2 separate regions of the Mus musculus genome follow, and region 2 is linked to region 1. Evidence: chromatin loops called from intact Hi-C (ENCODE). Cell type or tissue: heart. All regions are shown on one strand. Each heading gives the region's core, and the rest is flanking DNA. Links, peaks and the distances in the headings are about the cores only.

Region 1 (5,382 bases), core at 333-5,332:
ATTTAGAGGTAGAGGAACCTTTAGATAAACATTTGCTCTCTATGGCTTGGTTATTTGTGTGCTTTATTAGGAACAGAAAACTGACTAAGGCAACGAGAGAAAACAAATCCATACCTGTCTGGAGCTGGTTTGAGACCAGTGTGTGCTTCTAGGACTTCAAACAGCTGACCGGATGTTGCAGTGGACATTTCTCTCTTCCCAGAAGGGTCACAGTGGCATCTCATAGGAGAGTTTAAAGGGTTTAGTGTTGTTTTCAAAAGTTTTTGGAGGACAAACATGATGGATTGATGTGTAAAGATGTGCTGTAACCCTGGCAACCTGAGTTTGACCCTTGGAGCCTATATGGTGGAAGGAGAGAGCTGAGTTCTGCGAGTTGTCCTCTGGTCACACATATCTCGCATGCACACACACATTTACACACATTCCACATATATACCCACATATCACACACACACATATATACAGATGCATATCATACACACATATCACATACACACACATCATACACATAACACATACATATCACGTACACACACAAACTCACACAGAGGCACACTACACACACACATAAACAAACAACATACACATACATACACATAAACATACATGCACACATATCACATACACATATATCACACACACACCCCACATACATACACTCATCACATACACATGCATCACACATACAACACACAACACATACATATCACATACACACATAGAGGCACACCACACACACATAGACATACATGCACACATCACACACATACTCACACATACATAAACACAGACACCACACACAGAAGCACACATGCACAAAAAATATAAACAAAAAAATTTGTGTTTAATAATTTGACAAAACTGAAATAAACTGAATGGTCAATCCAAGACGTTTGCTTTTCAAAAGCACCGTTTTTTGCCTCAATCTTTTTTCACAAATCACAGTTAAGCAAATCTAATTTTTCGGTAATTCTTCATTGTTCTTCTTTTCAAGTTTGTTTCCTTGTGGCAGAATAATCAAATCTAACTCCCATCTGCTCTATGTACTGTATCATTCTGTGTGCATGGGTCACTCTCCTGTCCATTTGGCGTGCTATTCAGCATAGCGACCATATCCTTGGCTATGCTTTGGGGGATTTAAGCTGTATTAAAAGCTGAGGACATCCTGAGTTGCTGAGGGGAGGTTTCTGGTTCCCTCTTCCTTCTAGGATTCGAGGATTCCCATTCATGCCTGAATCACACCCACCACCCAAAGCCGCACTCACTCTAAGAGGGTCTGACCTGCCCTAACTTGTGACTCCTCCGTGTATGTTGAAATTAAGATTGCTCTCGGGTTGCCGATTTGTCCTGTCTACCACGGGTGTGTTCAGAACATGTTGTCAACAAAAGATTACATCACAGAGGAGGGTGTGCCCAGCAGGTTGGCACCCACCGGGTTCATCAGAGGCTCTGTGGGCTGAGAAACACAACATCGTCGGGGTTAATAGGTGAAATGCTGTTCCAATTTTGGAAGTTATTCTTCTGGGGAGTGAAGACAAAGAACCCCCGCCCACCCCAGCACGTGCCCTTGGCTTCCCTCCACCTGTGTTTTCCTGAACCTGAGATGTATTTGCACACGGCAACGCCCACCTTCCAAACAGAAGCTTGCAACTCAGCCAGATTTTCTGCTGAGCCAGCCAGTCACTGGGAACAAACACTGGGGACTATGACAACCGCAAATGTGTGTGTGTGTGTCTGTGAGCAAGAGAGAGAGAAAGACAGAGTGACAGAGACAGAAAGAGAAGATAGAAACAGAGAGAGATTGCCACTTTAAGTGTGGCATGTGTGTACATGTGCCTTTGGGTGTGCACTTATGCACAAATGTTTGTGACTACACGTGTGTGTGACTGTGTGTTTGTGTGTGTGTGTGTGCTTAAATTTGTGTGGCATGTTTGTGTATCTTCCCATCTTTCCATATGAACACAGGTGTGGTATGTAGTATGATCATTTACAGATGACAGACGTATGTGCATGCTGTGTCTGGGTCACTTTCCTTGTGGCCTTCTCCAGAGCCCTTGGCCTGGAAGACCTGAGTTTCCTGAGTCCACCTCCCACTCAGTACAAAGAAGCAAACCAAAGAACCAAGCAAGCTCCAACTGACTTCAGAGCCCAAAGGGAGGAGAGAAGTCTAGATTGAAACCCAGCCCCTGGATCTTCATTCCTCCCGTGTGGAGAAGGTAACCTTTATGAAATACCATGCTCCGGCCTTCAGCGAGACTCCTCTGTGTTATTCTCTTCATTACTGGAAGAAAATGCTCCTGCGTGTCTAATTAATGCCAGTGAGTCTGCAGTTCTAGAGAGGTGGGTCCTAATTAGTTCAGTGGGGTGTCTGCTACACTGAAGCCTTGGGGGTGGGGTGGGAGGGCTTTGGTTCTTCCTGAACCACAAGATTGAGCCTGCGCCAGACCAGCATGGGTCGGCACTGTGCTGTTTAGTCATAGAACCACAGGAGAAAAAAAAAGGTTTTGAAACCAGGGCCAGTCCCTAGACGCTGGCTTCCTTATCTGTGCAGTGAGGGTGAGGACTCAGGGTCTGGAGTATCGCCAGCTCACAGATTAGAAGACTCTATGAAGTGTGTTAATATTTGGTCAGTGTTAGGATGTCCCCCACTGGAAAGCTGGGTTAATGGACACTTTGGACTATGGGTCTTGTGATGTGGCTGAGAAAGATGACAGAGAACCCTAAAGGGGAAATCTACCTACTTCAGTAAGTTTGGGGTTTCACTTGATTTGAATGGGAGGTGAGCCAGAGAGACAAGACTGTGGTAGATATTTTTTTTCCTGACTCCTGTGTAATCCTTCATTTTCATCCATGTCAGTAAAAGATTTATCATCCGTGACTTTCAATTTGTAGGTGTTTGAGGGTACCTGGTTTTCAACAGCATGATACAGGAAATTTTTTTTAAATGGAAAACTGCAGGAGTTGCAAGTTAAGTGGGATTTAAACCAGCAGTCTAGATGTCCCCAACTCCCATGGCACCTAGAAGGCCCTTTCCAAAAGAACCCTTCCCACCGGAAGGACGCTGCCACAGGCCCTGCCAGGTTGGGAGGATGCTCGGTGTGAACCCTAGACCCAGCACTGACCGCAGCATGGCTACAGGCCCACGGCTGCCTGCCTCTGGCTGTGTTTGCATTCCATTTGATGAGAAACCTGGCAAGCTCCCCCCACATCAGCCCTCTGGCCTGGCCACCAGCCTGTGTGTGTCCAGAGGGAATGACATGGGACTCAGGAATCCTACCTGTCCAAGTGGCATCCACCCAGGACACGGGGGATGATGGCCTAATCTATGCCAGGACTCTTCCTGTGACGTCCCTTCTCTCCTCAGAGGAACAGGGAGGGGACAGGAAGGACCTGGCATCACCAGGCACAAGGCTATGTTCGCAGACAGCACCTGACAAGAAACTGGGAACAAGGAAGCCTTAAGTCTTGGTTGGGTGGTCAGTCAAAGATGGCAAACTTAGCCACTGAGGACTAGGGGAGTATTCAACAGGGGTGAAGGACTGACAGACATTGGCATAAGGGACTAAAGAGGACAATGGGAGAGTTGGATGCCTGGCCAGGGGAAAGGCTCCAGATGGGTTCTGACTCTGATGCCATTGTTCAGAGGTGTGGATTAGAGGAGGGGTTCTCGCCCAGGAGAAATCCTGACTCACTCTGGGCACTTAGCTGGCCACGTGGCCTCATAATCTTGCACTTAGCGAGATGGTTCCATGCCCTGAGCCGTTTCCTGATGCACAAAACAAATATTTGAACCTGAAATGCTGAGTGAAGCCGCAGGATGTTTGGTAGATTTTTTTTTTTTTTACTAACGTTCTCTCTGCTGCATCTAGAAGCCTTTGGGGGAGTTTGCTCTGTGGCCGTCAACACGGCAACCTTGTTCTGCAAGTAGAATGATCTGGAAGCCAATGACTTCATACATTAAGAATGTCCTCCCTGTCTGGCTCTTTGGCACTGGCTGTGTAATCGGTACCTAGACAACATTTTCAAAAGCACCCCTCCTCCCCTGCAAGCTGACATACAGCCAAGAGGGTGTGTGACCGAGGAACAGTTTCCTTCGCCAGCTCTGGGTGGTCCTGATGCCAGCTCTGTCTTCTCTAGCCCATGGATAGAAACCAGCAAGCAGAAAGCTGTTGGCAGAAATTGGAGGCAGCTCCATCTCGGCTGCAGGTGATATGTGATCGAGGTAACTCACTCAGCTTTCCGGAGGCTTCAGTTTCTCGACCTGAAAAGTTATTCTCAAGGGCAGGTCTCACTAAGCTGCGAGGCTTAACTGTGTCCTGAATAAGCGGAGGACATTTGGAGCCCTGTGGGACAACTCCCACCTGGGATTGAGTCTCTGTGGATGTGAGGAGAGTAGAGGGCTGTGTCCTTTATGTCAGCCAGGGCTCAGGGTCTGCAGTAAAGGGGGCCAGTTCTCAGCATCTCCTTGACAGTTCACGCATCCTTCCTGTAGAATTTAAAATCACATTCCAGGGTTGATTGGCAAGATGACACAAGAAGCCATTCCTGAGCTAAAAAGAATGTAAGGGAACACAAGCAGAGGGGACATCTAAGGTGAACCAAGAAAAAAAGGCGCTGTCTGAGAATATAAAACCCACAGTGGCTTTCTTACAATGGGACATTTTATGCAGTATTCACATCTCCAAAACACCCCTTTGCCCTCCACCCTCAGATACTATTTCTTTTGCCTTGGACGTTATCTGTCCTGTCTCAAATGTAAAGTACCCCCCCCCACTCCCAGCCCCCAATCCTGGCAGTAGAACTTCTGGGTTCAACTTCTGGAATTACATAAGCCCAAAGAGACAACCGAATCAGCAGAAAGGCCCTGACTCAGCACTCCGAACTGGCCACCATGGGGCCGGATTCTCCAGTCTTGACTTTGGCCAAATTCCCATTGAAATTCAATGCCTGGTAAGTATCAGCAGCTTCATACCTATGGTTCCAGAAGGATTTTAAAGGAATAGAGAGCAAAAGATGGGGACCTCAATTGCCTTGTTGGCGCTCACTACATTTACCAGGGTACCAGCCAGGTGCCACTGCCAGAGCAGACCACCCACCCAGAGCATCAAGTCCACCTTCATCAAGGGCTAGAAGGAGACACACGACAGAGAGGTGGAGGGGTGTGCGTATCCATTGATCCCTACCACACACTGTTACCTGGGATTTTTATCATTTAGCGTTTTACGTGCTGAGTTATTTCCAACCAACACTTTACTGCTATGAGGCTACAGAGGGGAAGCCAGGAAGCATTTCAGATGCTGAGTCACAAAGAGACCTTAGAAGGGGGGGGGGTGGTTGAGGAGCAAGAAGGAGGGAGTGAGGAGAATTGCCCACTTCTGGGAA
Region 2 (5,382 bases), core at 196-5,195, 55 kb after region 1:
TTTTTTTTTTTTTTTTTTTGGATTGCAACTTTGAAATAACTCCATGTCTTTCATTTTTAATGCATAAAAGGGAAGAAAGAGCAGAATGAAAATACCACCCTGCGGCACCCACGGTGACAGAGTCCACGGGGACTTTGATGTTAGAGACAAGCAGAGTTAAGAAAGGCCAGGTCACGTCTCACCTGCTGCTAACGTTCTACTGGGGGTAATGAAACTTCCATTCACTTTTCTAAGCGGCAGATACAATTCACCAGGAATATGTTAAACACACCCAAAGATCTCTTTAACTTGGGACTTGACGAAAACGGGTTTTTCTGGCTTTCGTCCTGATGATTGACAATTCCCCTTCTTTGTCCACACAGCTCTCTGACCCTCTGTATAGCGATGATCACCAGGACTCATCAGAAGCCGCCAACAGAAGACCGCCTTCACCTTGTCCTTTGTTCTAAGCATCCCTGGCCCTTCCTGCCAGGGACCATCTCTGTGACATGGTTCTCTATGGCACCCCAAACTCCTGCTGGTCACTCAGATTCCAATCCCATGCCCCGGTGACACAAATTGCACACTTCAGCCAGCACCGCCTACAAAATTATCAGGGGAAGCGGAGGAACAATGAATCCCTAACGTCCGTGGGAACATAGCTCTAAAGCAGAGACTTGTGTACCCCAGCATCTTCACTCGCCCCATTATTTTAACTACGCATGTGGCTATCCCAAACACTACTGTTTCCAGCTTCTTATGCAGTTGAACATAATAAGAGCACATGTCTGCCTCTGGCCAATAAATTATAAATGAAAACAGAAGAGAAACACTTTGCCCTTTCCCCCTTCTTCCATTTTATCTGTTGATGAGAAGGTGAATGCAATGGCCGGAGCTCCAGCAGCTATCTTGAGCTATGAAGTGGCATAGGACATGGGAATTATATGTAGCCGCCTGCGGCCACACTAACTGGATTCCTGAGTGGGAGGCAGGAGCTGTATGGGAGAGAACGACGAGGGGAATAATGGAGGCCAAGACTCGTTTCTGTTCAAGGCCCCCGAAGTTTACTGAGAGTCCGTGCTTATAAAGAGGGTAGGCCCATCCCACACCGGCCCATTCTTGGTGCCTGGAGCTAGCCCATAGGCGATCTACAGGGTGTGTCTCCGATGCATCTCCAGGACCTTTCAGCAGGAAGCCGAGTCATGGAGAAGAGCAAATAGAGCCGTCAAGGTCAGAAGGCTCTACCCTAGGTAATCTCCTTCTTAGTGGCAGCAAGGTCAAAGTCTGGATCAGCCTGCTTCAAGGCTGAGGGAGGCTACAATTATATATGAGGTGAGGGGGTGGGGATGTTGGGAGCTCTCTTGACTCTGGCATACTCTAGCTCAGTATCACAGAACAAGGAAGGAAACATGTCTTTCTTGATGGATCCACTGTTAGTAGCTGATTAGTTAGAACCAAATGTCATCTTGACTAAGCTTTAAAAAAAAATGTACAGATAACCAGACGGAAGCACTTTCATAAATTGAGATTTTTTATCTTCTGAACCATTTATTAGAAGTCTTCCTCCCATAGATCCCTGCCTTCTGACGCTCTTGTAGTCTCTGTGCTGGTACCCTCTAATGCCCCCTGCGCACTGCTATTTATTTATGTAGCCATTTGGTTGCTTGCTTCTTTGTGTACTTTTGAACCTGAGTTATGTAAATGCAGGGCATACTGTGATCATTGAGCTTCGGTTCTTGGGTCCAGGGTTATTTGTCCTATATCCCCTTGGGATCTGACAGCCGACTGGCTAGGTGATAAGAACAATGATATTACTATAAATGGGGGGGGGGCTCCAATGAGTATGCTCACAGCATGACTAACCAGGACACCTGGCAGGCAATTACGGCAGGGATTGTCAGGCAAGCAAGCTTCTCAACATTTGGTACAAGAAATAGAGTTCGGCAGACTGTCAGGCAGCGTCAAGTTTACATACAGAGCATGTCAGATTCTGTTAGGGTTTCCAGATATCCATCTCAACTTTCTCCTTACACTGCTTACCAATGATGTTTCAAATGGGATACAGGGAACTCAGAAAGAGGATGCATGGAGCTCAGAAAGATGAAATGCATGGCATGAGTTTTCTTTCATATGCTGAATCTCTGTCTCTCTGTGTATGCACATGGGTGTGTGTACACATATGTGTATGCAAGTGTGCATATGCACATGCACATGTGTGTATGCAAGTATGCATGCACACACACGTGTATGTGTGTGCATGCACGTTTGTATGCAAGTATCTGAGTGTATGTGTGTGTGCGCACATGCACGTATCTATGCAAGTATGTGTGTGCGCGTGCGTGCGAGTGTGTGCTCCTGTGTGTGTGTGTGTGTGTGTGTGTGTGTGTGTGTAATAAAAACAGAAGGAAGGAGAGTACAATTGAGAGTAAAACATGATCAAAGCACACACTATACACGCATGAAAATGTCATATTGAACCCTATTGATTTGCTACTTACTTTTTTTATTTTTGTTTTATGTGTTTTAGTGTTTGCCTGCATGCCTGTCTGTGCAGTATATGCATGCATGCAGTGCCTAAAGAGGCCAGAAGAGGGCACTGGATCCCCTGGGATGGGAGTTAGAGACAGTTGTGAGCTGCCACGTGGGTAGTGGGAATTGAACCCAGGTCCTCTGGAAGAACAGCCAGTGTTCTTAAACACTGAGCCATCACTCCAGCCCAAGCCCAGTTATTTTGTAAAAAAAAAAAAAAAAAAAAAAAAAATACTAATAACTGAACGGGCAAAGAAATGAGGAAGTATGGAAGCTACATCCGGGAAGCCTCCAAGCTCCCACAAATATATTACTTTTAGACACTGCTTGAAAAAAAAACAAAAAACCCATGTCCAACACATGGGCAAGAAAGCCTTAGTGTCCCAGCGTCCTCATCAGCCCGCCCTCAACCGTTACAGGTGGGCTTATCAAACGTAGGTTAAAAAAACCACTCTTGACAACAGCATCACTCCCCTGAGGCCAATCCTCCCAAGAAAATGGGACCCCTGGAGCCTTCTGCTTAAGAGTCATGCGCTACTACTGGTTAGCACAATATAGTGTTTCTTACTTCAAATTCATAAAACCAAACTTAGTAATACTTAGTAAAATGACCGGCGTTTGCCTTATGTGAATGGCTTTTCCCTGGCGTCTGAACTCACAGTGGCCAGCAGACACTATGGAGCACGTGCAGAGGATATAGGGAGGTGGGTTGGTGGGTGGGGGTGAAGAATGGCTATAGCCCAGGTCCTCTGACACAGACTGAATAAACATTTTTTCTTAGCCTCCACGAGCATCGAGAATCGCTTCCAGTAGAAACAGTAATTTGAGCTCGTGTCCCAGACCCCAAGGCAGCAGCTTGTGAAAGACATGTAATTATAAACCAACTTCCTTAATATACCAGTGCCCTGAAACGCCTGCTGGCCTTGGAAACCAGGGAAGCAAGCAGTGGCGACCATCCCAACTCCCTTAAACCTTGCATTCTTCTTTCAATGCTCCTTGCTTCATCAGCCTCTCTTTCATCCTGTTGCTCTCTACATCCACAAAGACCGATCCTGGGAGAAAATACATTTTAAAAAATCATCAAAATAAATTGTTACCCACTGTGTGTGTATTATTGTATACATATGTGTAATATAGGTATGCATATATGACACATACATGTATATATCATGTTCATATTTACATTTATAATAACCTCTCTCATATCCAAATTTACCCATATGTAATACATACATATACATATATGGGTGTATGTTTATCTTAAGTTATTTTCCCCCTCTTATTTTACTATCAGAAATGTCTGTTAGGGGGAAATCTCACAGGGTCCAACCCTAGGCAAAGAGCTGATGGCCAGTAAAGAAAGCTGAGAACAGGAGAAATAGTCTTCCCCAAGGATGAGTCTCTGAGTTGGTTATCCAATGCCAAATGGTCAGCCCTGTCATTGTCTACACACAAGCAATGCTAAACAGATCCTGCGAGTTCTGTTTAGATACTTTATGCATTTATATATAACATATAGGTGATATATATACATGTATATATATATATATATATATATTGAAGAAAGAGAGGCCATGAGTTTGAAGGAGATATAAATAGGAAGGACTAGAGAAGAAAGGGAGATGGGGGGAAAATGTAATTATGTTTTAATTTTAAAAATTATCTTACCAACCTTAAACCTTCAAACGCCCCTTAGTAAGTAACCTTGTGTTTTTGCCTTCGGCCCCTGATTCCTGAGTACAACAGATTAGAACTCCTCCTGTTTGAAGAGGACCATGCGCCCAGGTTTGGGATGGGGCCGAGGGTCAGCAAGCACATCCTTTGGTGTCATCTCTCTTCTAGGCATTGTGCAAGAGGACAAGACATCTTCTGCTATGAGTGCTACAGGCAGGCTCGTGGAAGACAGAGGCGTGGCAGATGAGCCAACCACAGAGCGATGACAGCTGAAGCTATTAGCAATGACGTCGTGTTGTACTGTAGACCTTGAGGTCGATGACCTACACAGCTAAAAATAGATCCTAGGTTAGTAAGGACCTGGGCAGGTAGGTAAAGGTGTTGAACCAAGCCTAAGGGCGGTGTGAGCCAGGCCAATCACCAATTTCAGAGTGGCTCTAAGAAACTGTGTAGGTGGAAATTGGATCTGGCCACGGGTGTTTGGTGATTTTGCAAGAGGAACTCTGGTGTGGGCCCTCTTACTTTTTTCTAGGAGTAAGAAAGCTACTCAGGTGGCAGCATAATGACCCTTAACTCTCAGGACACCCACCTGGGAAAGAGCCTGGAGTGTTTTATACACTGTCCTTTGGGATATGTCAAAAAGGGACAGGAGGCGAGACAAGGCCACTAAGACTCTGTGAGACAGGAAAAATGAAGAAGAAATGAGATTTTAATCTTCCTTCTAAGCCATATTATGCATAATAATGGCTCATTCTAATCTTTTTGTAAGATGAGCAGTAATTTAGATACACTAAAGTCAATATTTAATTACCCATGAGTTCAAATAATTTTCCCTTTGCTAATGTAAAATTCTTGCCATTAGGAAGAAAAATCCAGTTAAAAAGAGTAAGCTTAGGCTTAAATAAAGGCATGCTTTCAAACATGGTTTAACTTGTTGGGCTCATCAAATCAAGGTTTTATGTTAAGTAAGACAGAAAGTGCCCAGAATACCGGCACAGAAAATGGTCATTTATTCTTATTTTTAAAACAAAACAAAAAAATACTATGTTATAAAAAAATAACATAATAATATGTTATAATATTAGAGATGCAAGTTGCTGGCCTTTCCAAACTTGCCACTCCATTTGGAAGATCTATGAATTATTTGAAAATGTTCAGCATTTAGGTTCTGCTGGGCCTGTTCCACAGCCTCATCTACCG

What was found. A loop is a pair of places that touch in the nucleus more often than their neighbours do. Peaks named below come from ENCODE experiments on the same cell type or tissue, not always from the same donor. Only the 100,000 strongest peaks of a DNase experiment are listed, where the experiment ranks them.
Region 2: it touches region 1 in a loop (2.0-fold over the local background); 1 of 42 quality-filtered maps calls a loop at or near these places.

What each region holds. Positions count from the first base shown.
Region 1 is chr5:148,631,284-148,636,665 of GRCm38, reverse strand. Gm36140 (a long non-coding RNA gene) reads right to left here and starts at 2,758. Exons shown (of 4, transcript XR_868716.2): 1 at 1,282-2,758; 2 at 115-338. In heart, for the core only: no CTCF peak of the experiment used is centred there; DNase peaks (open chromatin) are centred at 2,535 and 4,005; H3K27ac peaks cover 1,459 bases.
Region 2 is chr5:148,576,529-148,581,910 of GRCm38, reverse strand. It overlaps Gm35735 (a long non-coding RNA gene), which reads right to left. Exons shown (of 7, transcript XR_001785050.1): 5 at 4,772-4,856; 6 at 4,181-4,513; 7 at 2,857-3,560. Gm35994 (predicted gene, 35994) reads left to right here. Exons shown (of 3, transcript NR_168911.1): 2 at 71-205; 3 at 363-800. Among named protein-coding and RNA genes, the nearest start is that of Gm35735, 7.0 kb to the right of the region's middle. In heart, for the core only: a CTCF peak has its summit at 2,564 (motif pointing right); no DNase peak of the experiment used is centred there.